Linked DNA regions of Homo sapiens: region 1 is linked to region 2. The links are chromatin loops, found by intact Hi-C in ENCODE. Cell type or tissue: CD14-positive monocyte. All regions are shown on one strand. Each heading gives the region's core, and the rest is flanking DNA. Links, peaks and the distances in the headings are about the cores only. Region 1 holds the start of SMG6-AS1 (SMG6 antisense RNA 1). Region 2 overlaps SMG6 (SMG6 nonsense mediated mRNA decay factor).

What was found. Peaks named below come from ENCODE experiments on the same cell type or tissue, not always from the same donor. Only the 100,000 strongest peaks of a DNase experiment are listed, where the experiment ranks them.
Region 1: a loop joins it to region 2, with 2.9 times the contacts of the local background. A loop is called at or near these places in 7 of 110 quality-filtered maps.

The regions. Positions count from the first base shown.
Region 1 is chr17:2,083,157-2,093,898 of GRCh38, reverse strand. It overlaps SMG6 (SMG6 nonsense mediated mRNA decay factor), which reads left to right. Exons shown (of 19, transcript NM_017575.5): 14 at 7,998-8,174. SMG6-AS1 (SMG6 antisense RNA 1) reads right to left here and starts at 4,161. Exons shown (of 2, transcript NR_199038.1): 1 at 4,130-4,161. RefSeq lists enhancers at 4,030-4,109, 4,140-4,239, 4,260-4,359, 4,370-4,549, 5,911-5,960 and 3 more. In CD14-positive monocyte, for the core only: no CTCF peak of the experiment used is centred there; DNase peaks (open chromatin) are centred at 3,628, 4,258, 6,068, 10,028 and 2 weaker places; H3K4me3 peaks cover 4,599 bases; H3K27ac peaks cover 4,849 bases; H3K27me3 peaks cover 615 bases.
Region 2 is chr17:2,152,418-2,163,159 of GRCh38, reverse strand. All of the region lies in intron 13 of SMG6 (SMG6 nonsense mediated mRNA decay factor), which reads left to right. Among named protein-coding and RNA genes, the nearest start is that of SMG6-AS1, 68 kb to the right of the region's middle. In CD14-positive monocyte, for the core only: no CTCF peak of the experiment used is centred there; DNase peaks (open chromatin) are centred at 4,529, 4,979, 5,759 and 5,969; H3K4me3 peaks cover 2,361 bases; H3K27ac peaks cover 3,265 bases.

The sequences.
Region 1 (10,742 bases), core at 2,411-10,410, 70 kb after region 2:
TCGTGCCTGTAATCCCAGTGCTTTGGGAGGCCAAGGTGGGAGGATCACTTGAGGCCAGGAGTTTGAGACCAACAATATAGCAAGACCTCATCTTTACAAAACAATTTTTAAAAATTAGCCAGCTTCCCGCTTGAGCTCAAGAGACTGAGCCTGCTGCAAGCCATGATGACGCCACTGCAAACTCCAGCCTGGACAAATTTAAAAAAAATTTTTTTTGCAGCTTCAACAGCCAGGTAAGCATTCCAGGGCCTCTCCCCTTGGCCCTAGGCTATGTGCCAGCCCCATGCTTCCCACCTTGCCTCTCAGACTGGCTTCCAAACAGCTCAGCCATGTTAGGCAGTGCCCCTCCCACCTCTGAAGAGAGTGGAGATAAGAGGAAAAAAAAATGCCAGCTGCTCAATTATCGAGCACCTACTGGGCCCAGGCATCTCGCTAAGTATTTGATATGTATTCCCTCTGTCTTTTTTTTTCTTTTTGAGTCACGATATCACTCTGTCACCCTGGCTAGAGTGCAGTGGCGTGCTCATGGCTCACTGCAGCTCTGACTTCCCCGGCTCAAGCAATCCTCCTACCTCAGCCTCCTAGTTAGCTCGGACCATAGGTGTGTTGCACCACCATGCCCAGCTTTTTTGTTTGTTTGTTTGTTTTTGACAGACACAGTCTCACTATGTTGCCCAGGCTTGTCTTATCTTTTTTTTTTTTTTTGCAACAGAGTCTTGCTCTGTCACCCAGGCTGGATTGCAATAGAACGATCTGAGCTCACTGTAACCTCCACTTCCTGGGTTCAATAGATTCTCCTGCCTCAGCCTCTTGAGTAGCTGGAATTACAGGAGCCCGCTACTAACCCAGCTAATTTTTGTATTTTTAGTAGAGATGGGGTTTCACCATGTTGGCCGGGCTGATCTCGGACTCCTGACCGCAGGTGATCCACTGCCTCAGCCTCCCCAAGTGCTGCGATTACAGGCATGAGCCACTGCACCCGGCCTGTATTATCTTTTAAACCTCACAAACAACTTGAGCAAACAAAGGCTCAGAGAGGTTAAGTAACTTGTCTAAGGATAAACAGCCAGGAAGTGGCAGTTAGTACTTGAACTCACGTCTGTGTAACTATGAAGCCCAGGCTCTTGTCCAACCTCCTGTATTGCCTTGTCTTGCCTCTTGCCAGAATGGCCCTGTTTTTTATACTTTATTTACCTCATTACTTCCTGTGTGTGCTTCACAACTCCCCTGTTCCCCTGGTTCTCCCTTCAGTGTGAACATCGTCTCCTTCCTAGTAGCCAAATATACGTGTACCTTTTGGGATCTTCAGTAACCCTGTCTTGGGATAGTCTCCCCACCAGCACCAGGTCTTGCCATCTGACCATTTGCCAGTTCCCACCTCCCCTTCTCTAAGAGACTTCAGCACACACCTGGTGGTTACAGGTGGGGACAGCAGGCATCTGTGCAATGCTGGCTGATTGATAATGGCCCTCATTGCCTCCTCTAAGAAGAAAACACAGCTGTTGGGACCAGACACATGGAATGGTGTGGTTGCTGTGGGTGGACCAATGATGTTAGCATTTCATCTTGTGACCCAATGACCCTTCAGCTAGCACAGGCCAACCATAGGACTACGGAGGGTTGGATCTGGACACCGGGATTAGAAATGACTGAGAAAGGCCGGGCGCGGTGGATCACTTGAGGTCAGGCGTTCGAGACCAGCCTGGCCAACATGGCGAAACCCCGTCTCTACTGAAAATACATAAATTAGCCAGGCATGGTAGTGCGCACCTGTAATCCCAGCTACTCAGGAGGCTGAGGCAGGAGAATCGCTTCAACCCGGGAGGCGGAGGTTGCAGTGAGCTGAGATCATGCCAGTGCAACTCCAGCTTGGGTGACTGAGCAAGACTCTGTCTCAAAAAAAAAAAAAGAAAAAGGGGCCAGGCGCAGTGGCTCACGCCTGTAATCCCAGCACTTTGGTTGGCCAAGGCGGGCGGATCACGAGGTCAGGAGATCAAGACCGTCCTGGCTAACACGGTGAAACCTCGTCTCTACTAAAAAAAAACACACACACACACAAAATTAGCTGGGCGTGGTGGCGGGTGCCTGTAGTCCCAGCTACTCGGGAGGCTGAGGTAGGAGAATGGCGTGAACGCGGGAGGCAGAGCTTGCAGTGAGCCGAGATCGCACCACTGCACTCCAGCCTGGGCAACAGAGCGAGACTCTCTCTCAAAAAAAAAAAAAAAGCAAAAAGACTGAGAAAGTAGCCTGTACTTAACGCTTTACATAGAAAGAGGCCCAGCTATAGCAGGGGTAGGGAAAGAGTGAAATACTGTTTGAATTGATCCCTTGGACAGTATGCTCCGAGGTTGTCAGGAGATGCATCTGGTCCAAGGATGTGTGCTTTTTCTCACTCTGTCCCCCTTATCATTCAGCCCCTGCACAGGTTCTTTCTTTCCCTCCTCTCTGACCCATGAGCCTCTTTCTCAATTTCATACCAACTTCTTCTGACTCAAGTAGGCTGTGAATGTCTGTCTCCCCATCCTAAGCTACTGCCTGTGTCTTCAGACTGACTGTGCATCCTTGTGGCCAGTTTCGCTCCTGCCTTCTGGAGTCTGCTTCCTGCCAGGAGGCCCCTCCCCCTAGGAATGTGAATAAACCATTTCCTCTGTCCTCCCAGCTCCAGAGGATTCCCTGTGTGGTATTTTTTATTTCTTGTGTCTGAACTTCCATTGGCAGACCCCTTCGTAGGCTGGCCCACCCTTGGCTGCTACAGAATTGAGCTTCCCACCCTTCAGTTTCCTCTGAGGGTGAGTAGTGCATAACTAGAGGTTCCCAGTTTGTGAAAACACATTAGTCTGAGTTAAATTTCTTGTGGCCAATCCTGGAGGTTTGGCTCATTAAAGATGATAATTAACCCATTGCTAATTGACCTCAGAAGCCAGCCAAGCAGCCTGTATTTTACCAGCCTTGGTGTTGGATTTGTAGGCTATTTTAAGGTTTCTTAATAATCTCAGAAAGACTTCATGTTCCTGTCTGCATCTTATTTGCTCTAAGGACATTCTGTAAAATTAACAAGCTATAAAGTTTGATTGAAGGTTTCAACAAATGTGAGAATAATTGGCTCCATTTAGAGAAACAAGAAAAACAACCTGTAAACTTGAGTTTGTGGGGGGAAACCCGTGTGATTGTTCTCTTTAACCAGAGGAGCAGTAGCAAGCTGGACTGTTAAGACTAGAAAAAAGAACTGGCTGATAGTACAAGTTTAAACTCCGATTTCTCCAAACCAAAAATTCAGAAAAAGAAATTTTGCAAAATGACTAGTAACCATGGTTGTGCCTTCCAAGAAGCCTGTTTGGAGAAAACGGGGACCAGGTAACGATAGAGCGAGTCCCTCACTCCCTAGAGCTTGCATCCAGGGTCCTGGCTCTCCAGCCCTTCCTCATATTCCCTGGCTAGATTTGGAGGTTTTCTCCCTTCCCCGGGGCTGCCCTGAGGTGTTAAGTCTTGCAACTCAGAGCACATGAGTATGTGATACCTGGTGCTTAGTTCCCGTTCTCTCTTACCCTCCCTACCTTCATAAAGCAGCATATAGCTCGTTTTCTCTCCCCAACCCCCCTCCCCCGCCGGGCATCTCTACCCACACTGTGCTTGTTCCCTACCGAGTGGCTGTGAAGAGTCACCAGTTTTCAGAGAACACCATTTTTTCTTCTTTCCTTTTTTTTTTTTTTTTTTTTGAGACAGAGTCTCGCCTTGTTGCCTGGGCTGGAGTGCGGTGGTGCAATCTCGGCTCACTGCAACCTCCACCTCCCAGATTCAAGCGATTCTCCTGCCTCAGCCTCCCTAGTAGCTGGGACTACCACATGTACTACCACACCCGGCTGATTTTTGTATTTTTAGTAGAGATGGGGTTTCACCATGTTGTCCAGGCTGGTCTTGAACTCCTGACCTCAGGTGATCTGCCCACCTTGGCCTCCCAAAGTGCTGACATGACATTCGTGAGCTACCGTGCCCAGTCAAGAAACACCATTTTTCTTTACTTCTCCACCTCTCCACCTTAAATACCCCAGAACAGTAACCCAGTCTACTCTCTTGACCTAGAGGTTTTCTCCTTTGTTCCTCGCTCCCCTTGGCTCCAGCCCCTACTTACCCGATGCTTACATTATCTCTCTCTAAGGAACTGAGCCTAGGAGAGAACAGCCTCCGGTATCGCCTCTCCACATCTCACTTTCAGTTTTCCTTTCTGCTTGGTTCTTTGCGTGTGGACTTGATTAGAGTGATAACTGGAGCCCTAAAGCTAAAGGTTTCAGTTCCTGCTGCAGTGGTAAGCTGCCTCCGACAATCTTCAGGGGAAGGGAAAGGGGCTTTCTTTCAGCTCTTCCCTGACCTAAAGCCCCAGTTTTCTTTCCCAAGCTGATTGAAATGATTTGTATGTGATATTTTGTCAATTAACTTGGGAATTCTTGACAATCGCCTACACAGTGCATCTCCCTCCAGAAGGGTCAGGACTGTGACTGAGAAGGTACACCGCAGAGGAGAGGTCCGTAGGCTCCCCAGGGTGTTCCCTGGCTGGCGGCCCTTTTAGTCGCCTCTATCCCCAGTCCAGCCCCACGTGCTAATGTAGCCCAGGAAGGGAGCCTCTCCCGCCCAGCTCTTTCTCCTCTGGAGGATCCAGAGTTTGCCCCCAGAGCTGCGATATACATGCCACTTACATTCTCTGGTTTTCATTGATATAGAGTGGAAAAATGTGCTCACGAGCAGAGTTAACTGTGGGGATGATGTCACAGACTTCATCTGGAGTCCTTCCTCTCCAAGCAGGGAGTCCAGCTTTAACCCCTCTCCTACCAGGAAGTCCTCCTAGACCAAGCAAAGATCATCTTGGAATTGGCTTTTTGTCAGTGGTTTGAAAGGCTTCTTTCATTATGAAGTCTCTTATTAACTGTATTTAAACTGTCTTGTGTTGCTTTTTCCCTGACTCAAGTGCTGGAGGCTTTGTCTAGGAGAATATTCCCGTAAGTCTCCTACAGAACTCCAGCATCAAGAGAGCGGTGGTCCTCTCCCCAGTGGGCTTATTCCCCCCAAGTTAAGACAGAATGCTTTTGCAGACAGGCCAGTGAGCTACAGACAGAAGGTTTCTCTGTGCCTCTGGGCAAGCCCTGGACATTCTGCCTCTCAGTTTCTCCATCTACTAAAGAGCTCAGACTGTGCACTTCTCACTCCCACAGTACACTTTACACAGCTTTGACCATCCTCCCTGCTGCTTGGATTGCAAAGGACAGGGTACTCTTCCAAAAGACAGACAACCTTTCTCTCTCCAAACAGGTAGAATCCTTTCCAGGCCTGTTAACACCAGGTCAGAGACCCCAGTAGATCACAGCCTTTTGCATATCAGCCAGCAGTTGTCCTTGTCCTAGAGAAGGAACTAATAGCTATGACAGACACAATCCCCAAGGAAACCAATTTCCTTCTAAATGGGGCGGAAATGAAAACTGGGAGAGGGCTACTCCTCGTTGCTTGTGTCCATGGAATAGGCAATTCCCACAGACCCTGTAAGGAAGTGCTGCAGGTGGCCTCAGGATGTCCACATCCCTGGGTCCTGCTGTGCCCTGGAAATCCCCATCTCCAGGAGTCCCACATCCACACATGTGGCTTTTCTCCCTGTCGGCCAGAAACCATGCTTTCTTAGCCACGCAGCATACCATGTAGCCCGTGCTCTAGCAGCAGCAACACTCCTGCCCGCCTGTCTGTGCATGTGTCCGTGGCACACTCCTGTCCTGGGCAGGTTTCCTCTGCACACTTAGCAGGGGTGCCAGTGTACCTCTCATCGTCCAGGTGAGGCCAAGGACAATTGCAAGCTTTTCCTCTGTCCTCTTCTCACTCCTTAGCTCCCCTCTCCTCTCCATTCAGTGGCAGCAGCCTCACACCAAGAAGGAAAATCCTGGACCCATTACATAATTCTCCATAGTGCAAGCAGTAGCTGGGGCGTAAGGTCAGAGGTCATAGTGGGGTCAGGTGGCTGACACACACTGTAACGACAAGGTGGTTAAAATTAGACCACAGAGAGGAAACTGGCAGTCTTGTGGAAATGCAGAAGTTTCCTATGCAAGTGAGAGGCTGGAGATGCAGGGAGGCCACTGTGCGTGCTGCCTGCCAGGCTATTACTCATTTCGGCTCTGTTCTTTAATGCCTTTTAGCCCCTGCTTCTGTATTTCTAGCCTTCCTCATCACATGTTTGAATACACGCAATGGAACCAGGCTTACCTGCCCTGGGCCAAGACAAGCTTCCCTTCTCCTTCACGGAGGCAAGCCCAGGACCAGGCACCCCAAGCTCAAGGGGCTGAACTTTTTCTAAGCCCTTCTGGGTAGCCGAGAACCTTCTACATCAACCTCTCAGGTGAAGGTGGTCAAAGTACTTAGCTTGAGATTCCAGCCTATAATGGTAACAGGGCCAATGGTGAGAGAAAGCAGAGAACACTCCTAGACCGTGTAGGAAAGCGGGGTTGGCTTTTTGGTGAAGGTGGCAGAGGATGCAGCCACAGAGCACACAGTTGACCGGTGTGTGCCGCACTTTCCTGGGCAGCCAGCCTGCACAGCGGTGCTCATTTATTTCCACTGTCTTAGAGAACATGGGTCATGCCTGCTTCATCTGCTCTCTGTGGTACCCAGCCGAGCTTCCCTGGGCTGTCCGTCTTTACTGTGAGCCTACTGTGTGCACAGCTTGTCCTTACAATTCTTGCCAGTGACGTACGAAAACGATGAGATTTAGGCTTTGCCACCAGAGGGGTTGCTGTCCACATGAGAGAGAGAACACCTGCACCTGTAAAATGATCATCAGTAGTCTCCAGGTTAGTACTTCCCTATGTGCTGCAGATAGAAGGCTTATTACTGTGAAGTTCCTTTCACACTAAGAAACGAGGATGCATTAAAAGAGAGGCAGGGGCTAGTCAGTGAGGATGAAGGGGCCGTCCCCTGTGGCACGTCTGGCCACGGACGTGTGTTTCCCATGTGGAATGGCCTTCAGCTTTCAAGCTCCAGATCCAGCAGGGCCCCTCTCCCTTGGTGAGCACTCAGCCAGTAGGGAGAAGAGGATGCTGGAGGCTAGAGATGAAGAGAAGGGCACACAGGGGCAAGCATGGAGGAGAGTGTGAGCCAAGCAAACGGGTGTGGAGGAGAGGGCATGCAGGTGTGGTGCCTCCAGAAGGGGGGCCCAGACTGGGGGACGGTGGACACTTAATCTGAGACACTTACACATTTGACTGTTGCTCAAGATACTGAGTTTCATCTCAGCTAAATCAGCCCAAGCTTCTCTGACAGCACTGACTTGTGTGCTGATGTGGCCACATGGGAGCAGGTTGGCGTAAACGTCAGAAAGAGTATAGCTTTGGTGAAACATCCCCACCTGCTCTGCCTGTCTCTCTCCTGACAATTTCCTGCCTGACTCTAGTCTCTTGAGCATGAGGAGCTCTTAGATAGGGCAGGAACCTGTCAGGGGAAGCCCAAAATGATCTGGTTGAAATGAAACAGCCAAGAAAGCCCTTAGCATTCAATTTGCACTTGGGCTGAAAATTCTCCTTTTGGGAGTCTGGAGCAGGGGTGCTGGGAGAGGAGTGGAGAGTGGCAGCGAGGGGCCCCAGAAAGCTCTATGCTGTGAAAGCACTCCACTCTTCCCTCTGCTGGTTCTAGACCAAACTTAGAAGATATGTCATATATTCTGTTTTGTATCAGGACCTTACTCAAATAAATGTAAGGCACCTGTCACTGGTCCCTGGGGTTGTCTGCTGCCCCAGAGATAACCTAAGGAGAGATAACCTCAGAAGATCTTGATCCTCAGCCTGCCCTGGGCCCTCACTTACCACCTGACATGCCCTTGTGCCCTCCGCACCCCGTCATTCATTCTGACCCCCTTGCCTGGTAGCTTTGACACAGTTCCCCTGTGCCCCTCAGCCGGCAAGCAACATCTCGTCTCCATCTTCCCTTTCAGAAAATGCTGTTTTTCTTCTCTCCCTCTCACCCTGTAGGTTATTGCAGCTGACTGCAAAAGGGTCACAGTGCTGAAGTATTTTCTGGAAGCCCTTTGTGGACAAGAAGAGCCTCTGCTGGCATTCAAGGGTGGAAAGTATGTGTCAGTGGCACCCGTCCCAGACACCATGGGAAAGGAAATGGGAAGCCAAGAGGGAACACGACTGGAAGATGAGGTACTATGCGGGAAGAGCCCGCTGTGGCAGAGGGAAGGCCCCCTCCCCATTCTGCTCGTGGCTTCAGCTTTTCCTCCTGCTTATTTATGAGCACAGAGAACAGCGTCTGTGTTAATGTGACCAGCCAGCTTCTCGAGAGTGTGCTCTGATGGTGCCCCTTCCTGCCAGTCCACCCCGGTGCCTCCATCCTACTCCACTACGAGTTCCAGATGCTTCTTTTAATGCTGCATTGAGGAGAAGGGAGGAAAAGAAAGAAAGGAGTTGAATAATGTGCAGCTCTCGAGGCTTAGGAAAGGGAGAGGGGGGTGGTCAGGATCAAGTTTATAGATGTGTGGAGCCCAATGCAGCACAGGCCTGAACTCCAGCCTCCAGCACACGTACAGGAAGAGCTGACATTGCTGGCCCTGTGTGGAAAATCACCCCTCCCCTGCCCTACCCTCCCTCCCTTGTTCCCTCCCTCCCTCCTGCACATCCTGATGTGATTAAGGAATTCTCCTCTTGTTTGTTTGCCCTTGGTTGTTCCTGTAGCCCTTGCTTCACTCCAGACTCGTGTGTGTGTGTCTGTGTGTGTGTGTGCGCGTCTGTGTGTGTGTGTGCGCACGCGCATGCACATGCATGAGCCTGTGTACCCGCCCCTGCAATAGTCCACTGGCAGTTGCCCTGCCCTATATATTGCCATTGCCTATTTGTGTCTTTCTGGGAGTGATTGTTGATGTGGGTCTGTGTGTGCTGGGTTTGTGTGTCAGTTTAAGTAAACACTGCTGCCAGCTTCCCTGCTCTCTGTGGGTTCTGAGTGGTTGTGAGTGTGATGTTGTTGGAGCATGTATGCATTTAGTATCACTTCCAGCTGCCCTGCTGTGTGTCTGGGTGTGGGTATTTCTGTCTGGATGTGTGTTCACACACACCTCACTTTTACCTGAAGGTTGACTCTTCTTTTTACCCCACAGTGTTAAAGACAAGAGACTTAGGTGGGAAGGAACATGGGACTAAGGGAAGGGACGGAAGCGATTCTAGCCAGGGGCCAGGTCACCCATAGGCCAACACAGTCATTTGGCCTGCAGCAGTCTCAAGCGCCCGGTAGAGCAGGGCGGGGTACAGGGATGAAGTCAGCAACAGGCCAAGGAAGCCAGATGTCAGCTGGAAGCTGTCGTTTGTGATCTGAAACAGTGATAGAGTGGCCACCTTTGGATCAGAGTCCTGAGAGCAGCAGAGTCTTGGACTGGCTTCATTAGAATAACTGGAGAGCCCCACCCCACCCCTGATGACATAGGGCTCAGCTTCCAGGACAGAGGTGGTTCCAGGGATAAAGCTGAGCCTAGGATTCCAGACTCTCCAGATGAAACCTGGGCAGAGAATAATGGGAAAGAATGAGCTGTTAGCATGGGAGGGGACAGCAGGCTTGCTAAAGCTGGCAGGGCATCCAGGCTTCAGGCAGGGCAGAGCAGTGCCACCCAAGCCCTGGGTACTGTGTGGGGAAGCACAGGTGGAGCAGTGCCTCCGTCAGCTCTTTCACCCGCACTTTCAGGCTGAGGGCACAGCCAGGTTAGCTCCCAGGCTTGCCCAAAGATGCCCTGTGGCCAGGGGAGCCTGCAGTCCCAAATCCAGTGAGGCAAGTGAGGCCCAGAGAGGGCCACAGCACCAAAGCCAGAGAAGGCCTTCTCTGCCCTCACAAGGAACAGATGACTTCTCTGGTCCCGGATCTTGGTAGTGCCACACTTTTTTTTCTCGTTCTAAGGCTTATTGACCAGACAAAGGTTGTGACCCACACCAGGCTGCCCACTTCTTCCTTTTCCCACGAGTCTCCTGGGTTCCTTCATGTTAGTGGCCTCTGGGAAACTGTGCTTACCCTGGTCTGTGTAATTTCATAACCTTGCACTTCCTCGTTTACTGTGAGAGCTGAGCCAACCTCAGACAAGCTTCTCTGACCCTCTTTTGACCTCAGTCAAGCTCACTTCAAGCCCCGTGATAACCTTGTATATCCCTAGTCAGAGCAGGCAGAGGCAGTGTTCCCCCATGGGCTAGGCAGGCATTCTGTCCCGCTCACTGCAGTCTGGGTTAACCTCATGAACAAGGAAGTGAATGTGCAGAGTTTTCCTTCTTTCCACGGCCTGGGCCTCTCTGGAGGTGAGCGCTGTGACACTATAGCATGCCTGTGTCAGATGAATGGTGACTGTGGACAGCATCCCAGACCCCTGACATCTCTTAGGATAGTGACAGTTCTGGCCCCATCCTCAGATCTCATCTCTCCCCAAACTGCAAAACTGAATCACTTCAGCAGATTGGGAGAGGTAGGGAAAGGTGTTTCTTCAGACATAGTTCTTTGTGAATAGAACACAGTTTAGTCGCTTAGGGATCCTACCAAAACACCCCTAGATTCTGCTCACAAGGCAAAGTATACCCCCGTCATCTACCCAGCCACCCACCTGAGTAATCCCTTTCAGTCAAGAGATTCCATCTGTATATGACCTTGAGCTGGACAGTTAGAGAAGAGAGCAGTCTGTACTGAACAGATCTAGGGTGGGCCTGCAGCAGGCCTCACGATGCTGAGCCACTGAGGGCTGGATCTGA
Region 2 (10,742 bases), core at 1,741-9,740:
TAGAAATACTTTACAAATTAAGATTAGCAGCCAGGCATGTTGGCTCACACCTGTAACGCCAGTACTTCAGGAGGCTGAGGCAGGAGGATCGCTTGAGCCCAGGAGTTCAAGACCAGCCTGGGCAATATAATGAGACCTTGTCTCTATAAAAAATTAAAAAATCAGTCAGGTGTGGTGGTGTGCATCTGTAGTCCCAGCTACTTGAGAGGCTGAGGTGGGAGGATCACTTGAACCAAGGAGGCAGAGGTTGTACTCAGCCTAGATTGCACCACTGCACTCCAGCCTGGGCCACAGAGGGAGACCCTTTCTCAAAAAAAGAGAGGAAAATCAAGATTAGCAATACGGAAAAGAAAAGATTTTCTTGATCCACTACCCAGAGATAACTACTGTTTCTTGTTCCATGTTGCTGCATATGTTCCAACCTAGAAGGATGGCTGATAGGTAGATGGATGACTGGATATAAGTGAAGTTTTTTGGTTATTTGTTTATTTATTAGAGACAGGATCTCAGCTGTGTTCCTCAGGCTGGTCTTGAACTCCTGGCTTCAAGCAGTATTCCCGCCTCAGCTTCCTGAATAGCTGGGATTGCAGGTACAAACCACCATGTCCAGCACTGATTTTTTTTTTTTTTTTTTTTTTTTTTCTGAGATGGGGAGTCTCACTCTGTCGCCCAGGCTGGAGTGCAGTGGTGCAATCTGGGCTTATTGCAAGCTCCACCTCCTGGGTTCACACCATTCTCCTGCCTCAGCCTCCCGAGTAGCTGGGACTATAGGCGCCCACCACCACGCCTGGCTAATTTTTTTTATATTTTTAGTAGAGACGGGGTTTCACCATGTTAGCCAGGATGGTCTCGATCTCCTGACCTCGTGATCTGGCCGCCTCGGCCTCCCAAAGTGCTGGGATTACAGGCGTGAGCCACCTCGCCTGGCCAATTTTTGCTTTTTAACAGAAATAGAATCAAACTTTATGTTTTGTTTTGTAATGTACTTTGTTCACTTAGCAATAAATATATATTTCCATGTTTACCTATAACATGAATTTAAGAGCTGCACAATATTGTATGAATATATTATAATATTTGTTTAGTCCTCAATCATTAGATGTTTTATAGGAAGTTATTGACTTTTATCTGTTGTATAAACGATGCCATCTCAGGGAGCCTTACACATAAGTCTTTTGTTCTTACCCTTTGAGATAGTTTCTCCTTCTTAGACCTCCCTCTCTATCATTTCATAGATATTTAAAGGGACTCAGAATAGTTCCCGAGGATAAACAAAGAAGGAAAGGTTCATATGAGTGGAATAGAATGCTCAGACTGAATTTATCAGCATCTTTCCCTCTGGATTGAATGTTCTTCAAATCTTGGAATGCCCTGGATTCAAAAGCACCTCAAAGTCTAGAATTTGAGTCTTTGAAGAGAGAATTTGATTTTTTTTTTTTTTAGACAAATCCTTGAGACTTGAGAGTGCTCTGAGTGGTACTAAATGTATGTAGTCTTATCTACATCATTTAGGAGGTGTGTTCAAGGGCAAAAATATAAGAGTAGTGGCAGTGCAATGTCTGAGGACCAGAAGATCAGGACAATGTCCTGGACTCCAAACTTTGGAGGCAAGATTGCTTATAGATGAACAGTAATTAATGATGATGACTGGTATATGAAAACCTGAAGATTAGTGAGCCGAGGTCGCACCATTGCACTCCAGCCCGGGTGACAGTGTGTGAGACTCTGTCTCAAAAAAAAAAATAAATAAATAAAGGCCGGGATTGGTGGCTCATGCCTGTAATCCTAGCACTTTGAGAGGCCGAGGCAGGCTGATCAACCTGAGGTCGGGAGTTTGAGAACAGTCTGGCCAACATGATGAAACCCCATCTCTACTAAAAGTACAAAATTAGCCAGGCTTGGTGATGCACGCCTGTAATCCCAGCTACTCGGGAGGCTGAGGCAGAATTGCTTGAACCCAGGAGGCAGAGGTTGCAGTGAGCCAAGATCGCGCCCCTGCACTCCAGCCTGGGCAACCAGAGCAAAACTCCATCTCTAAAAAAAAAAAAAAAAAAGGGTCAGTTATGTGAGCATGCCTACCTGCCTAGCCTTCCTACCTACCTACCTACATACATACATACAACCTTTGTCTCAAGACTTAATAAATATAAAATTAAAATTGGTTAAGAGGAGAATGTATGATAGAAAAAGAAACTTTGATTTAAACTTCTGCCCTGGTACTTTTTGTCTCACCCTTTTTAGTTTTCTTTACTAATATAATATCATATATGTAAAAGAATATATATTTTTACTTCATAATTATATTTACTTTTATTTTATTTATTTTTTTGAGACAGGGTCTTGCCCTGTTGTCCAGGGTGGAGGGCAGTGATACAATCATGGCTCACTGCAGCCTTGACTTCCCAGGCTCAAGCAATCCTCCCACCTCAGTCCCTTGAGTAGCTGGGGACTATAGGCGCACGCCATCACACCTGGCTAATTTTTAAATTTTTTGTGGAAACGGGGTCCCACTATGTTGCCTGGGCTGGCCTTGAACTCCTAGGTTTAGGTGATCCTCCTGCCTTGGCATCCTAAAGTGCTGGAATTACAGGCATGAGCCACTGTACCCAGCCCATAATTTTAGATATTCAAAACAATTGAAGGCCAGGCGCGGTGGCTCATGCCTGTAATCCCAGCACTTTGGGAGGCCGAGGCAGGCGGTTCACCAGAGGTCAGGGGTTCGAGACTAGCCTGGGCAGTATGGTGAAACCCTGTCTCTACTAAAAATACAAAAATTAACCAGGTTTGGTTGTGCACCCTGTAATCCCAGCTACTTGGGAGGCTGAGGCACAAGAATCACTTGAACCCAGGAGGCGGAGGCTGCAGTGAGCTGAGATTGCACCACTGCACTCCAGCCTGGGCAATAGAGTGAGATCTGTCTCAAAAAAATTAATTAAAAATAAATTTATAGTTAATACCTTTACTTCATTAATCAACTTACTAATATATATTTACATACAATGAAAGGTATACATTTGAATGTATGGGTGTATATATACCCGTATCAAGATACAGAATATTTATATATTCTGCATAAGGACCACTTCAATCAAGGTATAGAATATTTCCTTCTCCACAAAATGTTCCCAAGTGCCTCTATCCCCCATCCTACTCCCTGCCCCAGGCAGCTACTGATCTAATTATTCTCACTATAGATTAGATTTGCCTGTTATAAAATTTCATATACATGGAATCATATAGTATATACTCTTATGTCTTTGTTTTGTCACTCAGCATAACGTCTGAGATTCATCCATATTGGGCATTATATTTTTTCAGTCGTTTATTGATGAGTAGTATTCCATTGTATGGATATATCACAGTTTATCCATTCACTTGTTGATAGATATTTTGGCTGTTTTTATTTTGGAGGGGTTATGAAAAAGATACTGTGAACATTAATGTACAGGTTTTTTTGTGGTCATATATTTTCATTTCTCTTGGATAAATATCCAGGAGTAGAATTGCTTAGTCATTTAAGTATATATCTAACTTTAAAAGAAGCTTCCAAACTTTTTTGAAGTGATTACACCCTTTTATACTCCCACTAGCAATATGTGAGCGTTCTAGTTGCTCATATTCTTGCCAACACTTGGTATTTCTGATCTTTATAGTTTTAGACATGCTAGTAAGTGTGAAGTAGTATCTCATTTTGGTTTTATGTTTTTGGAGGGTTTTTTTGTTTGTTTGTTTGAGACAGAGTCTCGCTGTCACCCACACTGGAGTGTAGTGGCGTGATCTCAGCTCACTGCAGCCTCCGTCTCCTGGGTTAAAGCAATTCTCCTACCTCAGCCTCTCAAGTAGCTGGGATTACAGCTGTAGCATGCCACCACACACCCACCTAATTTTTTTACATATTTTTAGCAGAGACAGGGTTTCACCATGTTGGCCAGACTGGTCTCGAACTTCTGACCTCAAATGATCCACCCGCCTCGGCCTCCCAAAGTGCTGAGATTACAGGCGTGAGCCACTGTGCCTGGCCATAGTTTTAATAGTCATTTTCCTGAATAATGATGAGCATCTTTTTATGAGTTTACTGACAATTATTATATCCTCATTTGGGAAATGTTCTAATCTGTTGGCCATTTTTAAACATTGGGGTGTTTTCTTATTGAGTTATAAGAGTTCTTCAAATATTCTTGACACAAATACTTGTCAGATATACATCCTGTGAATATTTCTCGTGGTCTGTGACTGGTTTGCCTTTTTTTTTTTTTTTTAAACATAGTCTTGAACAGCAAACTTTTTTTTTTTTTTTTTGAAACAGGGTCTTGCTCTGTTTCCCAAGGGATCCTCCCACCTTAGCCTCCCCAGTAGCTGGGACTATGGGTGCACGCCACCACACCTGTCTAATTTTTGTAATTTTCGTAGAGCCATGGTTTCGCCATGTTGCCCAGGCTGGTCTCAACTCCTGATCTCCAGCGATCTACCTGCCTTAGCCTCCCAAAGTGCTGGGATTATAGGCATGAGCCACGGCGCTTAGCCTTCCGGTGGAATTTTGACTACACAGTAGGGACTTCCACTTTTAACTGTTTCAAATACTCTAGAATTGCCATCATTTAGGACAAAGGCTTTTGAAGGTTTGATGTTTTCGTGGGCTATTTTTTGTGATATCATTATTGTCAGTGACAGGAAAAATGAATCTTTAGCTGCCTAAGAGTGAATTCAAGTGTTTCTTAACTACCAGTAAACTCAGAAATAACCAGATGAAATAATATAAAACCTCATTTGTAGTGAATGCTTATCTAGCAATACTTTTTTTTTTCTTTTTTGGCTCATGCATACACCCCTCTCTAAAGTGAAGAGAATAATGATAAACTGTTCTTAATTCTAGAATGCAGAGGAAAACGTGGTTTGCATATGTGCAGCAAAAAACTTTGGAAGATTGAAATTGCACAATGAGTGTAGGTTGAGCAATGGCTTCAGAAGGCATACATGTTCCGTGGGGGTGTCCTTTGCTCTTGTGCAATTAGGGAACTCCAGAGCTGCCTGAACAGGGGATTTCCTTTTTATTTCTCACATGCCATTTAAAAAATTAACTTCTTCCCTTCTTTTCAATGTTCACCCCTTTTTATTACTCCCTTAAATTCTTACTTGTGGTTTCTTTTCTTTTAAGGAATTACTCAAACATTTATGTGTCCCACTCCTGTGACTTTGGTTAGAAATGCACCTGGGCCAGGTTCTACTGGTGGTGGGAGGAGAGCTTGCTGATGGTTTAGGGATTTCTAATTCAGCTTCTTGTCGCCATTGCAATACCCAGCTGGTTCTAAGCATTTGAAATACAGGTTACAAATCAGCCAGCATTCCCTGATTGCTTAGTACTAGAATTTTGCAGACTTTGTAATGAGTGTTCTGAGGTTTTTGCCTGTTTTGGTTTTATTGGTGACCAACACCTCCTGATGAAGATCATTTGCAGACTTTACTACAAAGTTAAGCCTAACTTTAAGCTGAAAGCATGAGAGCCAAACAGTAAGATCCAAAGCTAGACAGGATTGGTTTTGGCAAAAGGAAAGTCCATGCTTTCTGCCTTCTTCCCTTTGGCCTGCTCAGTCATACTCATGTTGGGTGGTACTTAGTAAGCATGCTTCTAATTGTGGTTCCCTTCCACTTACCTTTGTGATAGGGGTACCAAAATCTGTTTACCCTCATCTTTGCTCTCTTCCAGAGGAACAGGAGAGGTAGTTGGGTCAGTGTGCCAGAAAAGCAGAAGTTGAGTATGTGGAGTTCATAGCTGCATGTATGAGTGTTTGTGGGGCAGGGAACTTTTAATGGAAAACATTTGTGTTGCATCGAAAACAGAGCGAGGCCTGGTTAGAGTCTGTCTGCTTTGTCTGTCAGTCTGTTCCCTACCAGCACTAGTCACTGTTCTCCTGGGAGTCTCAGGCATATTGTGGTTTCTTCTGCTCTTGCTAGCCCCTAATCTTGCCAGAGTTTTTGTGTCATGGGTGGCCCCGTGTGCAGTCTGGAGTAAGACTGCAAGGTTGGTGACTAATGGCTTTGAAGAAGGTACTTCAGCCCACATACGGACTTTGGGAACCTTTTTAGGTTAACCCTTAGGAGGAGGGAGGGTCTCTAGCACAAACAGTGGAAGAAACATGCTGAGATACATACAAACACTTTTTTAAACCCTTCCCTTACTGTTAGCAAAGCATGAACTAGAAGAATGGAGACACACCCGGTGACACCATGCCTGTAATCCCAGCACTTTGGGAAGCTAAAGCGGGAGGATCGCTCGAGCCCAGAAGTTCGAGACCAGTCTGGGCAACATAGTGAGACCTTGTCACCACAAAAAAATAAAAATTAGCCAGGCATGGCGTTGCATGCTTGTAGTCCCAGCTACTTGGAGGCTGAAGTGGGAGGATTGCTTGAGCCTGGAAGGTCGAGGCTACAGTGAGCAGTGATCGTGCCACTGCACTGTAGCCTGGGTTACACAGCAAGACCCTGTCTCAAAAAACAAACAAGCAAAAAAAAACAAAACAGAGACAGGAGGGAAAGGCTTGCTGTTTGGGCTTGGCATTTCATTTGTAAATGCTCATAAGGGATGCACCTGGGTGCCCAGTCTTGCATCTGACAGGCTGATGTTAGTCAAGTTGTGTGTGGCTGGATCTCTTTGGGAAATAACAGAAGAAAAGATGCTAATTTCCCTGAGGATAGTGTCACTCTAAGATAGAAGGACCTGTAGTTTGAGCTTTTAACTCTTTTTTTTTTTTTTTTTTTTTTTTTTTTTGAGAAGGAGTGTCTCTCTGTTGCCCAGGGTGAAGTACAGTGGTGCAATCTCAGCTCACTTCATCCTCCACCTCCCGAGTTCAAGCGATTCTCCTGCCTCAGCCTCCGGAGTAGCTGGGGTTACAGGCACCCACTGACCACGCCCGGCTAATTTTTTTTGTATTTTTAGTAGAGACAGAGTTTCATTATGTTGCCCAGGATGGTCTCGAACTCCTGACCTCAAATGATCTGCCCACCTCAGCTTCCCGAAGTGCTGGGATTACAGGCGTGAACCACGGCACCCGGCCTGAGCTCTATCTAATCTGAGTGCCCCTGAAATTGACATTTGTTCATTATTTTAAAAAAAAAAAAAAAAAGGTAAAGAAAACAGTAAAAGAGCAGCTCAGCTCAGTTTTCTGGGTCCCCAAGAAGGTACCCTACCAATGTGGTTTTCACATTTTCAGGTTTTTGGCTGGTGAATAAGATTGAGCAGAAATGCTTCTTCCCCTGATAACAATACATTCAAATGCAGGATCAGGAGCGTGTGGATTAAAACCAGACGGTGGATGATTAATACTTTTGCTTATAGAGGTAGACATGGCAGCTTCCTCCATTTAAATGAAAAGACCTTTTCTCTGCATTTGTATGTGTGCATATGCTTACATGCTTGTGCCCTTTATGTACAAGCTGCGTTTCTGTACCATTTCCTTCCTCTCTTGAAGCACCCAAAAAGTGCTAGAAGGACTAAGTTGTGAAGCAGAGGCGTGGAGATCAGACACTATGGTAGGAGTGGGATGTGTTCTCTTCTTCAGGCTCACTGCTTTCATAGCTTTCTGGGTACTGCTGTAACACACATCTTTTTCCATGGAACCTACTTGCTCCTTATGGTCATGTAACCTCATTATAAGAGGCATACTTTTTCATTTAATCTGCTATATCTTTGGAGGTGGCTATCCTCATCATTTTATTGTTAATGACATGAAGAGAAACTTTATTTTCACATGGATACTTTATGTTTTTTCCCTTACCCACTGAAAACATGACAGATTTCTTGGTTCATTCGCCGTGGCTCACGCCTATAATCCCAGCACTTTGGAAAGCTGAGGCGGGCAGATCACCTGAGGTCAGGAGCTTGAGACCAGCCTGACCAACATGGTGAAACCCTGTCTCTACTAAAAATACAAAAAGTAGCCGGGCATGGTGGCGCACACCTGTAATCCCAGTAATCCCAGCTGCTAGGGGTGCTAAGGCAGGAGAATCACTTGAACCAGCAAGGTGGAGGTTGCAGTGAGCTGAGATCCCACCACTGCACTCCAGCCTGGGTGATGGAGTGAGACTCCATCTCAAAAAAAAAAAAAAATTTTTTTTCTCAGAGTATACTTTGTTTTTTTTGAGACAACATCTTGTTTTGTTGCCAGTGCTGGAATGCAGTGGCTCACTGTGGCCTCAACCTTCTGAGCTCAAGGGATCCTCCCACCTCAGCTTCTGAGTAGCTGGGACCACAGGTACATGCTACCACACCCCGCTAATTTTTGTATTTTTTTGTAGAGATGAGATTTCACCATGTTGCCCAGGCTGGTCTTGAAGTCCTGAGCTCAAGCAGTTCACCCACCTTGGCCTCCCAAAGTGCTGTGATTACAGCCACCATGCTGTCCTTATACTTTTTAATTAGAGGTTAGCAGGTGTTTATTATTAACAATAGTTTCAGTATTCATTTTTATTAAGTTCTGTGCACATTAATCCCTTCCAGCCAGCAGGCCTCTAGTTAGTCTAGGCCTCTGATTTCAGCTTGAATATACACTTTGCTCTTTTGGAGAAACAGAGACCTCTGCCTAAGTGAAACAGGACATGTAAAGGGAGGAGGAATACCAGGCTGAGATTTCATACCTTTGTAATCTCTAAAGAAGGTTGTATTGTCTCTACAACAAGGAAAAAGTTGAAGGACAAAGGGCATAAAATTCTTTTTTTCCAACATAAATCTTTGTCTGTTTTATAGTGTTGTCTGTAATTTCAAGGTGAAAGTGGGCCCTCCCTCAGCCCCGTCACACTCTAGATGCATCCCCAGATTCCCCCCCGTCACCGTCACACTCTACATGCATCCCCAGGTTTCCCAGTCACCGTCACACTCTAGATGCATCCCCAGGTTTCCCAGTCACCGTCACACTCTAGATGCATCCCCAGGTTTCCCAGTCACCGTCACACTCTGCGTGCATCCCCAGGTTCCCCCGTCACCGTCACACTCTACGTGCATCCTCAGGTTTCCCAGTCACCGTCACACTCTACATGCATCCCCAGGTTCCCCAGTCACCGTCACACTCTACATGCATCCCCAGGTTCCCCCAGTCACCGTCACACTCTATATGCATCCCCAGGTTCCCCAGTCACCGTCACACTCTACATGCATCCCCAGGTTTCCCCAGTCACCGTCACACTCTACATGCATCCCCAGGTTCCCCAGTCACCGTCACACTCTACGTGCATCCCCAGGTTCCCCCGTCACCGTCACACTCTACGTGCCTCCCCAGGTTCCCCCGTCACCGCACACTCTACGTGCATCCCCAGGTTTCCCAGTCACCGTCACACTCTACATGCATCCCCAGGTTCCCCCAGTCACCATCACACTCTACGTGCATCCCCAGGTTTCCCAGTCACCGTCACACTCTAGATGCATCCCCAGGTTCCCCCGTCACCGTCACACTCTACATGCATCCCCAGGTTCCCCAGTCACCGTCACACTCTACATGCATCCCCAGGTTCCCCCAGTCACCGTCACACTCTACATGCATCCCCAGGTTCCCCAGTCACCGTCACACTCTACATGCATCCCCAGGTTCCCCCAGTCACCGCGTGGAGTGGCGTTCCACCAGTTTACCCCTGTGCCATAGAGACTCTTAGCAACCAAGATGGGCGGGTTTGCATAAGTTAAAATTCACTCTGTTGTACAGTTTTGAGAAACACATACTTTCATGTAACCATCACTACAATTAAGATATAGACCATTTTCAACACCCCCAAAAATTCCCTCATGCAACCAGCTCCCTTCCCAACCCCAGTCCCTGACAACTTCTGATGTTTTCTGTCTCTGTAACTTAGCTTTTTCCAGAATGACGTATAAATAAAATCATACAGTACATAGAGCAGGGGTGCCAATCTTTTGGCTTCCCTGGGCCACATTGGAAGAATTGTCTTGGGCCACACATAGACTACACTAACACTAACGATAGCTAATAAGCTTTAAAAAAAAGTCTCAAAAAACATCTCATAGTATTTTAAGAAAGTTTATAAATTTGCGTTGGGCTGCGTGGGCCACGGGTTGGATAAGCTTGATATAGAGCTCTTGAGTCTGGCTTCTTTTCGCATAGCGTAATACATTTGAGATTCATGCATGCTGTTGCCTATATCAATCATATGTTCTTTTTTGTTGCAGAGTAGTATTCCATTGTATACATACACTATGATTTGTTTATCCATTCACCAGTTGAACATTTGGGCTATTTGCAGTTTTTGGTGGTCATGGATAGAACTGCTGTAAACATTTGTGCATCAGTCTTTACGTTTCTTAAATGAACTTAGGTTTTCATTTCTCTTGGATAAATACTTAGGAGTGGAACGGGTGGTTTATGTGATAAGAGTATGTTTAACTTCGCTAGAGACCAGCAAACTGTTTTACAAAGTGGCTGCACCGTATTGCACGAGCAGTTCCTGTTCTGGCATCATTATCAGCACTTGATCCTGTCAGTTTGTTTGTTTTTTAATAATTATACTAGGTACCTTGTGATTTTAATTCGCATTTCTCTAATGGCTAATGATGTTGAGCATCTTTTCATATGTTCATTTGTCATCTGTGTATCTTCTTTGGTGAAGTGTCTATTCACATCTTTTGCCTATTGTTAAATCGGATTATTTTCTTACTGAGTCTTGAGAGGTCTTTATATATTTAGGATGCAAATCCTTTGTCAGGTACAAATGCATTGCAGATATTTTCTCTCAGTCTGTGG